2 separate regions of the Homo sapiens genome follow, and region 1 is linked to region 2. The links are chromatin loops, found by intact Hi-C in ENCODE. Cell type or tissue: heart right ventricle. All regions are shown on one strand. Each heading gives the region's core, and the rest is flanking DNA. Links, peaks and the distances in the headings are about the cores only. Region 1 has its middle 9.6 kb from the start of FAM13C. Region 2 overlaps FAM13C (family with sequence similarity 13 member C).

Evidence for each region. Peaks named below come from ENCODE experiments on the same cell type or tissue, not always from the same donor. Only the 100,000 strongest peaks of a DNase experiment are listed, where the experiment ranks them.
Region 1: a loop joins it to region 2, with 2.7 times the contacts of the local background. A loop is called at or near these places in 2 of 110 quality-filtered maps.

The regions. Positions count from the first base shown.
Region 1 is chr10:59,367,160-59,377,041 of GRCh38, forward strand. No RefSeq gene overlaps it. Among named protein-coding and RNA genes, the nearest start is that of FAM13C, 9.6 kb to the left of the region's middle. In heart right ventricle, for the core only: no CTCF peak of the experiment used is centred there; no DNase peak of the experiment used is centred there; H3K27ac peaks cover 1,485 bases.
Region 2 is chr10:59,262,779-59,272,660 of GRCh38, forward strand. It overlaps FAM13C (family with sequence similarity 13 member C), which reads right to left. Exons shown (of 14, transcript NM_198215.4): 7 at 7,121-7,331; 8 at 5,775-5,913; 9 at 1,307-1,388. Among named protein-coding and RNA genes, the nearest start is that of PHYHIPL, 91 kb to the left of the region's middle. In heart right ventricle, for the core only: no CTCF peak of the experiment used is centred there; no DNase peak of the experiment used is centred there.

The DNA.
Region 1 (9,882 bases), core at 635-8,634, 100 kb after region 2:
CTTAATTAATTTTGTAATTTCCCTTTTTATAATAATGTAATGAGTATCAAATGTGATGTGAAGATTATCACTTTGAGCTATTAATGTTTTTGAGAAAAATATGTATAACCCCTCCAATAGGTAAAATTTAGTCTCTATGATTTTTAAGAATTGGTTCACTATTTGAATTATACCCAGAATATAAAATAGTAATATTTCTATAATTTCTTTACCATTTACCATGGCCTCTCAGGCCCTATGTGCTCTGGCCCTGGAGACAACTGAACTTATCTCCAAAACACTGGCCTCTCTCCTGTTATTATAACAGGTGCACCTGATCCTGCCCTAGGACGTTTGCACCTGGGAACACCACCTGTAATATGCACAAACGTCCTCCCCTGGGGAAAACTAACTCCCTAAGTTAGTTTCTCCTATCATTCTATTCTGCTTTATCTTCTTCATAGGATCTGTCCCTACCATATATTTAATAGCTATTTGTCTATTTGTTGTATACTTTCCCCCCTCCACTAAAATGTAAGCCACGCTTGTGCAACCTGGGGCCCGGGACTGCTCTGAATCCAGCCCAACACAAATTGGTAGACTTTCTTAAAACATTGAGATTTTTTGTGATTTTTTTTAGCTCATTTGCTATCATTAGTGTTCGTGTATTTTATTTGTGGCCCAACACAATTCTTCTTCCAATGTGACCCAGGGAAGCCAAAAGATTGGACACCCCTGGTTAAGCTCTTTGAGTAAAAAGACTTTTGGGCCTCATTCACTAGTATATCCCCATGGTCAACAATAGTGTCTACCAAGGTAGCTATGCAATAAATATTTGCAGAATAAAATTAATGAGTGAATATTTAGTTTCACTTTCAAGATAATACTTCATTCACCCCCTTTTTTTGTTTCTATTATCTAGGAAATGTTAGCTCCTGATTAAGGGACTCATTGTAAGTGAGGTTTTTCCAAGACACTTTACCTTCAGGTAATGCACTCCTATATCAGACATTCCTTCCTTTCCTTTGCAGGGATAACAGATAGATCTCCTGCTGTTGTGCCAACCTGATTGATGATACTGGCTGCACAGAATGTTGTCTATTTCTGAGGTGTGGTCCCAGTCCAGCCAGAAAGGGTACTGGGATTGACTGTTCAGCAATGTTTGCAGTGGAAGCAGAATGTGGGCATGTTGGTGGAATTGCCAACCTAGAACACCCTATTAAAAGAAAAAATTTTCTTGGGAAAAGCACAGTTGGTTGTCAACACCTTGGTTTGAATTAATTTTCAGATAATCAAATACATCCTTGCTACTGATGTGATTCTTTAGAACCTTGGGAGTTATCTAGTTTAATTATTATTTTTTATTTTTATTTTTGAGACAGAGTCTTGCTCTGTCGCCAGGCTGGAGTCCAGTGGCAAGATCTCGGCTCATTGCAACCTCCAACTCCCTGGTTCAAGCGATTCTCCTGCCTCAGCCCACCGAGTATCTGGAATTACAGGCACATGCCAACGTGCTCAGCTAATTTTTGTATTTTTAGTAGAGATGGGGTTTCACCATGTTGGCCAGGATAGTCTCGATCTCCTGAACTTGTGATCCTCCCGCCTCAGCCTCCCAAAGTGTTAGGATTACAGGCGTGAGCCACCACACCCGGCCTACTTATTTTTTTAATACCTAAACTTCCAGGACAATCTCCAACTGTTGCTTGAGACCTTCAGAGGCCAAAAATTCACACTTTGGAAGCTCTTTTATTGGATCCTTCAAATCTTGAAAAAAAAAATCCACATAAACCTTCCCCTATCTCTTGTTACTTTCACCTGTGGCTTGAATGTCCCTCATATCCCAGCCGAAGAGATCCAATTCCTTCAGTAGAATCTCATATGACATCACTTAGAAGACCTTCAGCATCATGTGTAGCCCCGGGTAAAGTGTGATAATGTCCTCTTAAAGGGCAGCCCTACACTGAACATATTACTCCAGGTTGTGGTCTGTTCAGTGAAGAGTAAAACAGAATTTGTGTCTCCGTCTTCTTAACATTATACTTTTCCATGTGGCCCAAGATCATTGTGAATGGTTTGGGCAGTTATGTCATAAGGCAGACCCAGATTATCAGAGTCCGCCGACACCCCAGAGCCATACCTGTGCTTTCCAGAAGGCAAGCAATTGGTTTGTTGAGCCTAAGTGCCAGCTTTATGTATATTCCTTTGAAATTCTATATTGTTTGATCTGACATTTTATACTATTAAATACAACTTTTCAGATCTTTTAGAATACACATTTTAGCCAAAATTATGTCGGCTAGCCCTTACAGTTTCATAGAATCAATGTTATATGAAAATAGTCCTTCAAAAAGTTCAGGTATATAATAAATACACTTTTTTTTTTTTTTTTTTTTTTTTTAGACGGAGTCTCGCTCTGTCGCCCGGGCTGGAGTGCAGTGGCCAGATCTCGGCTCACTGCAAGCTCCACCTCCCAGGTTCACGCCATTCTCCTGCCTCAGCCACCCGAGTAGCTGGGACTACAGGTGCCCGCCACCACTCCCAGCTAATTTTTTGTATTTTTAGTAGATACAGGGTTTCACTGTGTTAGCCAGGATGGTTTCGATCTCCTGACCTCGTGATCTGCCCACCTCGGCCTCCCAAAGCGCTGGAAATACAGGCGTGAGCCACTGCGCCCAGCCAATAAATACACTTTTATTCAATTCATAATTTTTTTTGCTTATATCAATCAGAAAATATCACATAATTATTCACTATATTAAAATTTAGAAAGTTTAAAATTATTTTACTTTAGGGGTGGTAGGTGGGAAAAGAAGCAATGAAAAAGGGGCTTAAACCCAATATCTGAGGTGCTGCTAGGATGAGAGTAAAATTGAGGCTGCAGGGTTACATGTGACATCATGAAGGCACAAAATGCCTCAAGGTGGGAGTGGCATTTCCATCCTCTTTATCATACTCTTTCTCCCAGCAAAGTGGTAATAGTTGAAGCTCTAGTCTAACACAGATAGCAATTTAACAAGTCATGCAGTTGAAAGACAGTCTCACACCTGTGTGGGTGTAAGTCAGGACACATCCTAGGTGTCTGGGCCCCATTCAGCCAAATATTCCTTAATCTTAGAAGGAGAAAGTTTAATTTATCCCCCAAATTTCTCCTGTACCTTCAAAGAGAAGTTTCTAAATTTTTCTTTCTCATTCCATGATTGCATTTAATTACTCTGTTTTTAAATCTTGATAGCATCCTCTTTCTTTACACATTCTATTTGAGCTTTGGCCTAAGTAAATGTGCCTATGTTTTCACTGGTAATCTCCTTACATAAATGCCTTTGTCTGCTTACAATATGATAATCTACATCTCTTTAAAATGCTCAACCTCTGAACATTATTCCTGTTATATATTGTATTAATGACCTTAAGTCATTAATTACCATTTTATTACCATTAACAGCCATTTTATTTTGTTCATGATTGTGAGGGTCAGGAATTCCCAGAGAGTTCAGCTGGACACCTCATCTCTGATCCATGTGGTGACATCTGGGACAGGTGCAACCAGAGGACCACCTTCCAAAAGGGTTTCTTCACTGAAAGAGCCAATCACTCAATGCTCCCTGCAGGGCCTGTCTCTCCACATGGAATCTTATCCTTCAGGGCCTCTCCATGTGCCTTGAACTTCTCACAGCATAGTGATTTTAAGGCAATCTACCTTTTTAAATAGCAGCTGATGCACAAGAGACCAAGGCAGAAGCTGCCATTTTACTTAAAGGCTTGACCTAGAACTGGTGTAACATTACTTCTGCCATACTCCACTGGCCAAAGCAGATAAAAGTCAGCTCATATTCAATGGCAAAATAATAGACCCAACTTCCTGATGAGAAGAATGTCAAAGAATTTGTGACTATTTTTAATCTGCTACAGAAGTCTACAATGATGCATCTAGGAATTGTTATCGTTGGTTTCCTTATCCTTAGGGTCATGATAGCAAAGGGTCATGATAGCAAAGTCATAGTTACACTTTTCATTTCAATGGACAATTAATCTATACATTGTGGTCACCTATATATACCAACATGCATTGCTTAACAATGGGCATATAGTCTGAGAAATACATTGTTAGGCAATTTTGTCATTGTGTGAATTAATATCATAGAGGGTTTTCATACAAACCTAGATGATGTAGTCTACTACATACTAGGCTATGTGATGTAACCTGTTTCTCCTAGGCTACAAACCTGTGCTGCATGAAACTGTTCCAAACACTGTAAGCAACTGGAACACAGTGATGAGTGTTTGTGTATCTAAACACAGAAAAAATACAGTCAAAATACAGAATAAAGACTTTTAAAAATGGCATACCTGTATAGGGCACTAACCATGAATGGAGCTTGCAGAGGTAGAAGTTTCTGAGTTAGTCATGAGTGAATGGTGAGTGAATGTGAATGCCTAGGACATTCCTGTACACTACTGTAGACTTTCTAAACACTGCACACTTAGGCTACACTAAATTTATTAAAAATAGTTTTCTTTCTTTCATAAAAAACTAACCTTAGCATACTGTAACTTTTTAACTTTAAATTTTTTAACCTTTTGACTCTACTGTAATAGTACTTACCTTAAAACACAAATATATTATACAACTGTACACATTTTCCTTTTTATATAGTTATTCCATAAGCTTTTTTCTATTTAAAATTATGGAGTTTTTTGTTTTTAAACAGTTTTGTTAAAAGCTAAGGCACAGACAAAGCAGTAGCCTAGGCCTATGCTGTGTCTGGATCATCAATATCACTGTCTTCCACCTCCACATCTTCTACTACTGGAAATTTTTCAGGTGCAAGAACATGCATGGAGCTGTCATCTCTTATGATAACAATTTCTTCATCTGGAATGCCTCATGAAGGAATTGCCTGAAGCTTTTTTTATGGTTACCTTTTTTTTAATAAGTAGAAGGAGTACGCTCTAAAATAATGATCCAAAGTATAGTAAATACATAAACCAATAACATAGTTATTTGCTATCATTATCAAGTATTATGCACTGTACATAACCATATGTGCTATACTTTTATATGACTAGCAACACAGTAGGCTTGTTTACACCAACATCACCACAAACACATGAGTAATGTGTTGCAAAATGCTGTCACCAGGCAATAGGAATTTTTCAGCTCCATTATAATCTTATGGAACCACCATTATTTACATGGTCTGACATTGACCAAAATATCATTATGTGGCCCATGACTGTACATGTATGGAAGTATGTACAGATGAATGAGTGGATAAAAGAAATAGTTATTAAGAAAAGAGGCAAATTTCTGGTATCCCCAAGAATTTAAGTCTGACTACTTAATTTGGCTAATTCAAGCAACAGTATTCAACAGTGTTATTTCAGTACCCTGGCATGCCATGATTAGCTCAAAGGTGTATTACAACTTACAAGTCATTTGTCAAATATTAGCATTGGTGAATAATTCTATAGCTAAATAATAAAGTAGAGCAGATCCATGTTTTTCTCTACAAGAGCATCACTCTCCTTCACATGCATTCCTAACTGCATTCTTCAGTGGATATTAAGGGGTGGAGTTGTTGCAGCTCTTCCACTGAGAACTGCTCATAACTCTGGTGTACTGATGGAAAACTTTCACACCCAGCCATCATCCGTCTTGTATGACTTGGAGAAGAAAAAAAGAAAAGATTAAAAGCTCATAGCTTAGAGAATATTACCAAAGGAGCCAGTATGAGTTAGCTAGATAAAAGCTGGATAAAATCTAAATATGAAGCAATCTTGAAGTTTGTTTTGCTCAGTAGCAATAGAAAAAAAAATCTTATAGGCTTGTCCTACCTTCTGTCTTCTGCCTTTCTCACTTTCCCCCAGATCTTTCCCTAGTGAGTCCACAAATTTGGGTTAACAAAACTTAGTGAAATATACCAGCTACCAATCATACTGGAAAAATAACTCAAAGTCATACTTTGCTAAGGTTGGGTCCGGAATACTGTTTCCTAATACTGAAAACAGAAGATGTATTTATATTTCCAGAAGCATAATGTCTAACTCCACAACTATTTCTAATGACTAAGCATATATTACTGTAAAATAAAATTTGCCCTTATCACCTTCTTGAGACGATGAGTGGGCTCTGTCTCTCATGGACCTTGTGAGCTGCTTTTCACTTGTAGGTGGTTTACACACATATAGAGAAAGCATCATTCCCTTGGGCCCTGAAGCAGTAGGGGCTGCTGCATTTCTATATTTGGCATCAGTCCTCAGTGCAGGATTCAACTCAGGTCACTGCTGGGCCTGCCGTCACTGGGCTTGACTTTGTACAGAAACCAACTAATGTCTTAATAATCCTCAAGAAATCATTAAAAATCCATGTGTGATGTTGTGACTTTCAATCAAATAGTAAATATCAGGTTCTAGAAGCAGTAGGACATAAATGACTGCAACAAAATTGGTCAGAAATGGTCAGTCTCCTAGGCAAAAATAGAATATTCAGAATCAACCTATAAAGAAATATAAATTATTTTAATATGTGCAAAACCTGTTAGAGATAGTTTTCATCTAATAAATAAAATGCTGAAATCGTAAAAGCCTAGAAAGAAGCATAATATAAGGAGAAATACTCAAGACAGAGAGTTCTGGGCCTAGAAGCTGCCTCAGCTGTACCATTAACACACTTGACCTTACATGGTGAGAGGCTAAACTTCTCTGCACCTCAGTGTCCTAAAATATGAGACAGCTAAACGGGATCTTTAATGACTTGGCCAGCTTTAAAATTCTGTTATTGGTGGCAGGGGTGAGGGGATATAAAAACAAAGTCACATGGCCCATGTTGAAAAGGAAAAAAGGAAGAAAAAAAGGAAGGAAGAGGTGGAGGAAGGGAAGGAAAGGAAAGGAAAGGAAAAGAAAGGAAAAGAGAGGAGACTAAGAAAAACTGCTTATGTATATGGGGAAAAACCTTTGAAGTTAAAACTCTGTCTAGATAATGACTACATCAACATAATAAATGACTCAATGAAAGTGGTAAAGAACTGGCCATTCAATTGATGGCCTTACAGTACTACTAAACATTCATTGGCTCATTATACAGAATGTTGGCCTGTGAGTTCTACCTATGAACTTCTAGGAAGCATCAATAATTCAATCAAAAATCGTATTCTATTTTTGCAAATAACATGGGACTATTTCAGTACTATTTGCTTCAGTTTTCCACTGAGGGACTTGAATTTCTGCAACATTATGGATAAATTGGTTTCTGTGGGTGCCTGACTACGTGTGACTCCATATCCACAAGTTATTTTTATGGGAGGGAGCTGAAGGGACTAACATGGCATCTCTCTTCCATTATAATCACTGAAGGTCTGTAAGTAGAAGTGGAGGGGCAGAAGAGTTTGGAGCCTACCGAGATTAGGGAAAAGGCTCAGAAGAAGAAACTAAACTGAGAGGTATCAAAGACTATGAGGAAAGAAGTGATAGGCAAATTATGTGTGGAGGTTAAAAAGCAATGGGGGTTCAATGGAATCATTGTATAAAAATAATATGTAATAAAATAAAATAAAGAGGCAATGGAGGTATCTGGATATCTGGATTTCCAATCAGACCCTGGGATTCTCCAAACTGCCTGGCTCCTATGTTGTTTCATGTAGTAAGAATCCCCTGGTCTTACCTATTTGTTATCCACCTTCTTCCTACCATCATAAGAAGTAACACTGTGGAAAAGGATTCACTTCACATGGTCCGGGCTTTGGAATGAACACTGTCCACTGACTGACAGCATGTGCTCGTAAGAATGGTGGTGTAGACTGGGGTCTGCCTTGCACCATTCATGAGCAGCCAGGGAGACTTTGTTGTGCTGTATTTTGTCAAAAATTGGGTTGGGAGTTTCATGTTCATATTCCTTAAATTGAAGGAGACCATGTCATGGGCCTTAGGAAGCTGATGCCAGGGCTACATTTTCCAGTCTGTTTATCACATTGTCTGAGCTCTCATCACTCACTCAGCAGCTCCTTTCCTTGGCCTCCAGCCCAGCTAAGTTTTAAATCAAAGTTTTTAGGTTTTTTAAAAAAACTTTTCCAACATACACAAATCTAGAGAATAATATGATAAATCCCCATATGCCTAACACCTAGCTTCAACAATTATCAGCATTTAGCCATTCTTTTGCCAACTGCTGGCTGCCCCAAAATATCATCAAAGCCAACTGATAAGACAAAGCTGAGTTTATTACGATCTGATAAAGGATGATACTGTCTTGCCAGAGTTTTAATACCCTCTTGAAGTGAGGGTGGCAAACTTGGCATATATATGTGGTTTTGGAGTCTGATTCAAGGTGGATCTTTCAATGAAAGGGGAACATGATTAGGATTAAGTAAGGATAAAGATAAAATAATTTATGACCTGTGAACACAACAAGATGAAGATTTTCAAGGTGAGGATTTTGAGGTAAGTGATTCGAAAAGTCTTGGGGTATAAATACTGGCTTGGTGCTATTTGTTGGAGAGTTCAGTGTTCAGTTAAAAGGGTTTTATGGGAAGTTCCTGAAACAAACAATATGCTTATTTACACATATCTTCCTGGGCAAGAGTACTCTGGAATAGTAAAATCAGATTGATGAAGGCAGTGGAATGGTAAAGTCATATTAGTGTAGCAGCTAAATAGTAAAGTTATGTTAATGTATGCATTAAGTTTTTTGGGTGTATGTGGTTTGGGTTCTCAGTGTCATCTAGCCCCCCACTCACATTTATTGTTCTTGTTATTCCCTAAAATAGTTTAATTTATTGTTTATTTTTAAAAGTTGCCAATGGTATCCAGGTTATAAACACACTCTGTAACTAGGTAAAATCTCTAATAACCAGAAACCTCATATACATTCTATTTTGTCTTATATTTTCAGTTGTTCTGTTCTTTGCTTTATCAGGAAAGCCAAGGAAATAACTCTCATGCTAAAAATTCACTGTCGGACGCTCTGGAATAAAAAAAAAAAAAATGCTGAGGACTATTCAGAATCTCAAAGAGCTCTAAACAGAAATCATTGCCTTATTAGGCAAACAGCCAGTCTAAGCCATGATAACAGGAGCAGAGAGTCAGCAAGTTCAAGTTCAATGTGGGCTTTGTGGGGAGCATGCTGAGTAAAGTCAGCTCCTCTTTAGTAAATTAAGCCATTCTTCTGAAGGAAAAAAAAATGCCTTAAAGAATATATATCGTGGCTTTTGACATCCATTCCTTTGGGGTTAGTAAAAATATAAATGTATTCAGGCCACAAACATTAATTAAGCATGCTCTAAATGCAGGGCAAAGAGGGAAAGGTCAATGTTTCTGAGAAAATCCTGTCTTGGTGGAAAAATCACCACTTTTGAAATGATACCTGCATGAGAATCTTGAAGAAATTACTTAGCATCTAATTTCTTAATGTCTTTAAATTTCGAAATTTACTATACACAAACTCGCAGGCCTTTAAAGACAGGAAGAAGAAATGCACATATGGAGCCTGGCATCTAGAATGCATTATTGTTCCAACTGCAATCTCTGCCCTTGAGGAGACTTTGCAAAGTGTCAAAAATAGAAGGGCAGAACAGCAGGTTGTATTGGAGTCCAATCATCTAGGGTCCACAATGCTATGTCTGATGTATTTTGTGCATTGGTGAATATTTCTGAGTGGGATTCTAGAATGATAAGAACCATGCTCCAGGAGTATGACTTTGACTGCCAGTGTCACTTATGGGCTCCCAAAAGGGGTTCTGTGCTGGGCCCCAGGCTTTAAAGGACCATTAGCAAACACATGGTGGCTGTCTTTCAGGACCTGGTCTCAGCACTGGTTGAGTGTGACTCACAACTGTTGTGTCTAACACCGCCTCTGTCTCAGAGAGACATTTATCCTCATTGTTGCCTTATATACTTGAAAAGAAAGGT
Region 2 (9,882 bases), core at 978-8,977:
ACGGCAACCCTTATAACCAGAGCCATTAGCATAAGCTCCCAATCGGGTGTGAAAACAGGGCTCTAGAGGCTAGGATCTCATGGAGGTGGAGGGTATGTGTGGGAGTAGCTCAGTGGTTTAGATTTCAGAGGAGGAAGAGTTTGCAGGAAAACCAGTGGTGCCTGGCCCCACCTGCCATGTACTGTAGCACCCGAAATTCCACACACAAAGATTTATTTACTTAGATTATGGAGTTGTGGGTTCATCAAGAGCTCCTGTGGAAACGCAAATAATTCTGGAAGACATTATGCATGTAGACACCCAAGGAAATACAGGAGAGGATGGGAAAGGGTAGATGGGAGTGTCAGCCTCAACATGACAGATTTTGCTATTTTGTCTTATGATAGCTTTTAAGATCCAGGAATTATTACAAGGTGGCTTTATATAAACCTAGATAATTAAAAATAAAAAAGCCCCCTGAGACTTATCAAGGAATTACATTTTAGAGTATGCAAGGGTACTGGTTGTTTGAATGAGGCATTTATATTGATTTCTCAATTACATAGCTCATTTTCTTTGTTTGATGTTTGTTTCCTAGTTAGACTTTGTCTTGATGTTTAAACATTGCATATTTTATAAACCTGCCACATCATTACAGTTTAATACCACTGAATTAGTATTCCCTTCCAGTTCTTTTTAGTCACTTTCCTTGCAGAAATTTGGAAAAACTCCCATGTCTCTAAGTATTAAAGTTAGAGTGTGGAGAGAGGAAGAAAATAATTTTTTATTGGTAAATTATAATAGTCTATTTTAAATGGATTTTAGAGTTAATACTCTCACCACCATCTCCAGAGAAAGACAGAAAAAGAAGGACACTAGCCCACACGGCAGGAGAACCACATTCTACACCTGGCCCACCACCTTCCAGCTATGTAACCCTCCCCTCTCTATGAGCATAAATGTCCTCATCCATGCACTGAAGTGTGTGGAGTAAATGATTTCTCAGGCCTCTTCTGTTTCTAACATCCAACAATCCAATAACCTAGGGAGGTTAGTGCTCCACATGTTGAAATGTTCCTGGCATTGAAGTGAATCATTCCACTTGGGAGTCTGGAGGTCCTCAGTTTCTTTGTAAGGAGGTTTATTACATGGGGCCAAACAATGACAGAGATACAGGGTGCTTTATTTCAAAAGGGAGTTACAGTCTAAGCAGAAAACAAGGTGCAAGAGGGCACAGGTGGAAATGAATCTAAAATGCTCTGGAGCACATTATCACTAGTTTAACTGCTTCCTTTGTGAGGAAAAAAGATCTTTGGCTGGGATTTACCTTTGAGCTGTTTACGACCTTTAGCCAAATCATTCATCCATTTCAGGACTTCAGGATTAGAAGTCTTGTCACCATGTGAAGGCTACCAAGGGAAGGAAAAAATGGGGGTGGAAGGGAGGGAAGGAGGGAGAGGGTGGGGGAGAAAAAGAGAAAAGGAAAAACAAAATTTTTAAACAGATGAGCTACACAAAGATAGTTTAGGAATATATAAAGCTGGGAGAGAAATTCGGGTGTGAAATTTCTGATGGAGTTGCTTCTGATGAAGTTACCTCTAGGAAACAGTAAATATTCTTGACCTCCTCTACTCTTTAATCCTTGCTATGGGCACTATTTCTAAATGTGCCTGGTCACCTAACATTTTTCACATAGTCCTGGCCATGCCAGTGCCCCTGCAGTCAAACTGTCAATCACCTTGCAGGTCACCCACAGCCCATATATACCCCATTGCCAGGCCATTTTCTGTAGCACTGCAGATGACTGCACTGATACAAACCAGTGGTTACTACCTTGCTTGTGGCTCACACACATGCTTATGACCATAACCCGTGGGAGAATACTGAAAAACTGGAAGATTTAGCTCTTATCAGTTATATCCTCTAAGCTAAAGAAAGGAGACTCCGGAATCTCTAAAACCTGACAATATTCCCGAGAAGTCAGTTTGTTAGGGGGATACACGGATTTCTAATATCTTCACTAGTGGTAGTCAAACATACTGTCCCTCTACCCCCACAGATCAGTAAAAACTGATCTTAAACAAGTCAAGGCTACCATAGGAACTTACATGCAGGCTGAAGAAAATTAATGGTTACTTTAAATTAAGGATGTACAAGGAAGTATAAAATATGCTCAAGGTGACATGATCATAAACATAATAGCCTGAAATATGTGCATTGTTAATGACCAAATCTAGGGGTTCTGTCATTTTTTTTCTTTAAGGATCCACTAAATCCATGTAACAATGGCAGGTTGTTGGTGAGAGGGAGGCACAGGAAGATGGCAGATTTTTAAAACTCAAAGGAAAAAACTACTGTGTGACAGGATCATCACGTGTACATGAGTTTAGGTATGCTCATTGTAAAACACAAGGCATGATTCTGTCAGTTCTAAAGTGATTTAAAAACCATACATTTTAAAATTAAAATAGAAAAGAAGATTGACAATGTTTCTTTCCTAGAAGAGCTTGAATAGCAGACTGGTTTCCCTGAGGGATGGCAGAGGGATAGGGAAGGGGTTTTGGCGGGGGGGGGGGGGAATCCTGGTTTCAGGACCATGGACAGTGACACGTGGCCATCAATCCCCAGCTCTCTAAAACAGCTTAGCCTAGTCCTATCTATGGTTTGCTAGAATGATGCACTGTATCGTCTAGTACTTTGGTTTGGGTAGCAGTCTGGTTACACGGAAAGTCAATGTTTTACATTTGGTTTCCCAAAATCCTTAGAGAATTCTCCACTCCGATCTGAGAACACACCTTGTTGAACAATGCTTCACTGGATCTGTTCCACACAGTTATTTCCATCTTTTGAAATATGGTAAAAACAAACACACACACACACAAAATCCTAAGGCCTTAAGCCAGTGACTGCAAAAGAAATAAGTTTTTACTACGGTGCATAGAACTTAGAAGAAATTTAAGGCTAAATTTCTGACAAAATAATTTAAAGCCTGAAATCAGTTTCTGAAATGAATTTATTTCCCTACCCTTGAAGAAGCTGTTAAAAGGGTTAAATCAAACTCACATGGATGGCAGCTCTCAAATCACATGGAAAGTTCTCATATACAAGCTGTAGATCTTCAAGACTTTTAACTTCTTAAGTGAAATATTCTGATTCAAAAGACCCCAAACGTCATACACACGGAAATTACATAGGTTTAGATTTTGTTCAATGCAATTAAAATTGACCTCCTAAGTGCCATTGTATGAGATTTGTGATCTGCCAAAGATGGTTCAAAAAGACACATTAGAAAAATTACTGGGAGGGTTATAAAAAGACCTCAGTTGCTGTTCTGGCTAGAACTATTCTTTGCTGTGTGATTCTGGGAAACTCACTTCCCCTTTCTGGGCCTCAGCATCTTCAGTTGTCAGATAAGACAAAAGACTGATTCTTTCCAATTCTAACATTCCCTGATTCCACTGAAGGTAGACGTGTGGCTGACGCAGCCTTTTCTTAGCCCAAGAGTCCAATAATCAAATGCAAAATCAGATGTAGAGATGTAGAGAATTTGGGGTAGGTATATAAAATGGTTACAGTAAACAGAGATGGAAAGATATACGTGATACATGGGTATCAAAATAGCACAGAGGCCCAGCAGGAGCCCAGATTCAAAAATTAGCAATGGGTGGTATGAATTCCACAGTCAGGCTGTCAGGAAGGGGAGCCTTACACACAGCAACCAGTTAAAGCCCACTGACATGTCAAACCTCTAAGCACAGCCTGGCATGCTGACAGGAAGGAAAAGCGTTTCCTGAGACCTGTGAGGTTCTGATAATAACAAAGACTTCTATAGACACTGAAGCAGCGGTGACCAAGGAGCTTCCTTCCCCTACTGCTCCCTGATCTGTCCTTCCATATGTGTATTTAAGTCTATGTTTGTGTGTGTGTACATGTGTGTGCATGTGCATGTGAGCTCTAGCTTCAGAAAACTCTAGACAAAGGCAGAAGATGTTTCCAGGAGGAATTCTCTTCCAAAATAAGCATCCAAGATCTGTGGCTGTGGGTAGAAAACTCCAGTGGAGAATTAACATGTACAATTTTCCTTTATTTTCTGACAAGGCAGAGACTGCCATGGAGTAGCCTATTTAAATATATAACTCATAGATTAAAAAGTTTGTGTTATCTAGGACCATTTACTTCCTTTGTACCAAACACTGTAATAAGCATTATGTATGTACTTCCTTATTTACTACTTACAAACTTAAGAAGTCGCTACCTAATACTCCATTTTACACATGACCAAACTGAGACTCAGAAAGATAACAAGTCCAAAATCACAGAGTTCTTAAGTAGCCGTGCTGGATTCAAATCCAAAATAGTCTGACTCAAGAACTGCCAGATAAGAAGTGTTAACAGGTGCTGGGAATGGAGCCCCTGGTTGTTACTCTGTATTTTCCAATACGAGGACATCATAGATCCAGTAACACGCCAGCAGCAAACAGGTGAAATAAACTTCTCCCAGGATATCTGGATCTTTTAAAAAGCAGACACTTAAAAATTTTACTTCTATTCTATTGCAGAACCTACTCATCTGTAATCCACTGACCCAAGTTGCGACCTGATAGAACACAACTATCTTAGGCAAGTCATTTCCATCAGGTGTCAGTTTCATTATCTGTAAAATAAAATCCTGGACTAATAATGTGTTGAGCTCCCTTCTGCTCTGTAAAAGACAATAAATAGCTGTGACTGCCTGACTTTGGGGAAGACAATCTTCAACATCCTGACTAAAGTTGCCTTGAAAGCCAAACTGATTTTTCCCCCATTTTTGCAAAGCTAAAATCTGCTCCTTAAAACTCCTCCTTCAGTGAATTTCAGGCCACTGTGGGAAGCAGGACAGGAAGAATGGAAGAGTGGAATATTATCCATTCTCACCTCCCTCCCCAGTACTTACTCTCATACTCACAAGAACTTTCCAATTGCCTCTGTACCAAGTGTTTAGTGAACCTTTAAATATTTCAAGATGTATGAGAGATTATTCCCTGTTCTCTTTTATTCTAATAACAAGCTATTCTGAGCTCTCTGCCGAAGACCCAATGTCTTTGTCCAGTTCTCTGTGGATATGCTTTTTCTGTATGCCATGGTCACTACTGGAGAAAATAAAAGCAACACTGACCATCAAGACACTTACCTATGACCCTATTGTTTCTTACATAAGAAGAAAGGAGGCTCATGTTTGCTGCAGTGCAGTACTAGCATGAAAACTAGTGTCTCTCTGATGGGGAAAGGAAGGCTTAGGGTTGGTTCTTATGAGTGGCCTGAACAGATGTCACTTGAGAGGTCCTCATTCACCAACAAGGAAATACTTTAATGTCAAAGAAACCATCTCTCCCTCATTCTGTTCCACAATTGGAGACCCCTCCCTTGGATCTTTAATAAGTTCTTATCAAAATGCAATTGAGAAAAAGTGAAAAAAAAAGAAAAAAGAAAAAGAAGAAGAAGAAGAAGAAGAAGACCATAATTCAAAGCTTTCCAAATTTTGTTCCTCAGAAAAAAAAAGGTGAGATCAATAATCAAATAAGTTTGGAAATAATAGTTGTAATCCATTACTAGAAAATATCCTAGCAGAGATCAACTGACAGCAGGTGAGAACAAGACAGATAGAAGATGAAGACTCTATGATAGGTCCAGGTTGGCCCATGGGAACAGAGCTGTCCCCTGGCAAAGAAGGGCACCCAGAAAGGAAGGACAGAGGCTGAGGAGAATCCAGACACCTCTGACCAATCCGCTCCTATGTCAAACCCCAGGGTTCTTACCCGGTATTTCTTTTCTTGTTCAAATTTTTCTTCAAATTTCCGAATTTTCCGCTTGAGGCTCTGGATGTGCTTGGTGAGCTGGGTGATGGTCTGTGGCTCCTTGCCATCTCCACAGCTGCAGCGTGAAGAACTCCGCGGCCTGCAGTGATTACAAGGAGGAAGGAGTATCAAAAACAGTGGGCTTCCAGTAAACAGTTCTGTTGATCTACAAACCAAAATTCCTGGATTGTCAGAGAAGTCCAGAGGGAAGTTCATTATTTGATGAGGCCACCATGGTAGCATCTGCTCATTAATGGAGACTCCCTATCACAAAACTCTGTTATGGGTGGATGTTGTCTTGGACTTTAGTGTAAAATGTCAAGATATTAGTCCAGGAAATGTGTTTTGTAAAGCTTAGAGGAGGCCAATTTAAGACTCGAAAGAGACAGTACTGTTGAGGTTCTGTCCTCAGTAGGTTGCCCAAGCCATACCTACCAACATTTTCAAGGAAGATTTAGATGAGTGGTTAACTTTTCTTGACATAACAGGACTTTTTTTTAATATGATGAAAGGATGGGCCTCTTTTCCAGAAATTGCATACACCCCCTCACATAACACACACTTTACATGCAATGCCAATAATTCACTAACTCTTTCAGGTCCATCGATAGATAGTTCATGGACCCAGGGTTAGATATATTCAAGAAAAAATGGCAGGAGTTCTGACGGAGAAACCAGGGATTCCCTGGGAATATTTTTAGCCAAGGGATTCTTAATCTTAATTATACATCAAAATTATTTGTGGAACTTAAACATAAACAACACATAGTTCCTCAATCCCAAATGCAAATTCCAAGTGGAATGTGTAGGGGGCAGGCATCCGATTACACACACACACACACACACACACACACACACATTATTTGGATGAGGGTAGCTATTGTAAGCTACCACTTTTCTAGAATCTAACAAGAAATGTAGATGGACAGCTCCCAAGTGTTCCCAGAACTCATCCATTGATGCTACCACTGGACATGGAAAGAATATTGAGTTCATCAAGAATGATATGTCTGATATGTGCATGTACATATACTTACTTAAGATTCTGGTCATTTCACCAAAAATGTTCAAACATGTGAGCCGCTGGGCTATCCTGTCTCTCATGACCATTTCCTCTTGAGGTATCAAGGCCTGCAATGGCATCCCCAACTAGCAAGTACACTAATTTTTGTCATTTATTGTTCCAGTCTCGCAGTTGCGTTAGGCAGGCACATTTGTGCTACTTCAGTCACACTTCATTGTAGCTTATAAATGTGGTATTTGAAAAACTGTATGAAATGAAGACAATAACAAAACAGTTTTCTCACATCATAAACTGCTGAGTGCTGGGTGGAGATGGGGCTGACTCGGGGTCTAAGTTGAATCTCTGGCTTTGGCTGAAGATGGAGCATCGTGGCGACAGCAGTGGGTTATCACCATCAGTGATGTGATAGAGCAGCCTGCTGGTCCCCACAGAGTGGAGGTCTTCTGGTGCACTGTCGGCCTCATTCTGCCCATCTTTGTGGACTGGTGAGGGGTCTGGGCAAATGAGACAAATCATCAAGACTTAGAAGTGACAGAGGGCTTGAGACTGTCATGTTCCTAAATAAAGATCATAAGCATTCATTATAATGGCTTGCCTCTTTGTCATTTCTTCCTTCTGGGGATATGAAAAGCTTTCAAAATATTGTCATGTTTATTCTCACAGAACCTGGACAGAAAATATTACAAAGCTGTTAACAAAACAAAGGAAACAAATAAGTTTGGTATGAGTTATACAATCAACACAACCCCAAACTACAAAACAATCTTCTTTTCATTTCACATTATTTGCATAAGTCAGAGGGTATATTACAAAATGTTAGAGCAATAAAAAGAAAACAATAAAATGGAGCTGGAGCAAAAGACTATAGATTATCAGGAAGAAAAGGTATAACAACCAGTGAAGGAAGGGAGAGAAGGGAGTAGGAGGAAAAGAGAGAAAAGAAAAACAAGAGGAAGAGAGGGGAGAGGAGTCCCCAGAAAGAAAATTATTCAGCAATCATCAAAAATGATGGAGAACTCTGCTTATCTACAAGGAATGATGTTCAGAATATGCTAAATGGAAACCACAAATTTCAAAACAAAACATTCTGTTTTACATAAACACATACGTTTATATGTACAAATAGATGCACTAAAAGATCAAAGAGGTTACATAGCAACTACAAAGCATGGTAGAATCAGGAATTATTCTATTTTTTTCTCCAAAACTTTATGTACGATTTTATTTCAGGCAAAACAAAAAACATACACAAAACCTTCTCTGAACCCTCTCCCCGGCTAGCCATCTCTGTCCCTGAATTCTCACTAGAACCAATCCCCTTTTAAGTTAGTTCCCCACCTCACGGTCCTCCAGAAGGTAAGTACCCATCTGCTATGGAAGTAAGGGCAGGCGACTGAGGCACAGCAGCAGGGGATCAGATCATTAGGAAACTGAGTCAGGGGGCCAGAAGAAGGAGCTCTGCACCCTAGGCTCTGTACAGAGTTATTCAAGAAGCAGCCCAGTCTCCTTCTCAAGTTTGCTCAACAGACAAGTCAGGACCAGCCAAGGCTTTCTCTTACTACTTCTTCTCCAACGAAAGGGGAAAACAAAAGATTTTCTGGATGAATAAGCAGAATCAGAAAACACTGATGCTCTGCTTGTCCAAAATAAACACTTATCACAATTTGGTACCAGATGAATCTTAATCAGATTTAGAGTGGCTCCTTGTTCTCTAGAGCTTGAAATGCAATCTGCTTTGCGTAACATCAAAGGCCTGATTAGGTCCTCCTGTGTTTTCAGCTGGCTTCTCCCCTGGTGGATTGTAGACTGGAGAATGGATAACGCCTCCTATTTTGCCTTTGCAGCTCACTGACAGCACTGTCGGTGGCTGAGGCTAGTCAGAAATGGATGTGATGACAAAAGAGTTGGAGGGAGGCAAATGGCAGTGCCTCCAGCCCAAGACAAGGTGTAATGGTGTGACTGACACACATCACCACAGGCAACACCCTTGCCATGAATAATTTACCCAGAAAACTCTGCAGTTTGGAAAGAGCCCTCAGGAGTAACAGGAATAAGAGTTACTAACCAATAACTCATAGCATATAATATCACCTTCAAAATACACCAGTAGGTGTATGGGTTCCTCATCAAATCCTTTTCTTAAACCACTAGGCTCTAAGAAGAAATGTGTTTTATTCATGCTACCAGTTTCTTGGAAATATCTTCTGGAAATAATGGGGAAGAAAATAATCTTTAGCAGGCACCTGGGACCACCATATTTTTACTGAAATGGAAAAGGTCTGAGACCTTCAACCCTTCAGCTCATTTGTGGCCCCAGGGTCAAAACTAACAAGGTCTCTTACTGGTTGCTGTTTTATAATGCCAAAATGGAAATACTTGGGATCCTAGTAACATGACTGTGAAGCAGTGCCAGGGAAAGATCTCAGTTTCTGGAACCCATAGAGTCCTAAAATATAACTTTGTAGAATCACACATCACTACAAATGGCTTTTTAAAAAACTGCATTGCAACAGTAATTGTAAACCTCCATTTATATGGCATCTGTTTTCCCTTGGGCATTTGCATAATTTACCATGTGGCCCAATTAACATCCTAACCTCCTTGCCTCCAATTCACTATTGAAGGAAGCTGTGAGCCAGAAAGATCCCAAAGCAACCAATTGAAAAGCAACACCAGTCAAAAACTGGTAATTTTGTAACCCCTCAGTTCTTTGTCCAAACTCCCCATTTGAGTTGAGAAGGGGCTTAATTAAATCAGCTGACACATGCATATGTGTGTGTATTTGTGTAGACAGAATTATTGAGCTCTTTGCTCAGAAGAGGCTAGTGTAGATTCAGAGCCAATGCTGCTGCTGTCCTGGGAAGAGTCCAGGCCACTGCTTCCAGACCCTGCTTCCCAGTAGGGAGAAGCTGATGGCAATATTAAACTAAGGTGGAACCTTTGTTCCCTAGGGGCACATTACTTTCTATCCCCAAGGAAGGGGCAGCTTGCCAGGACTCATCCTGCGATGCAGTATGTTTTAGAGGAAAGGGTCTGGGAGCCGGG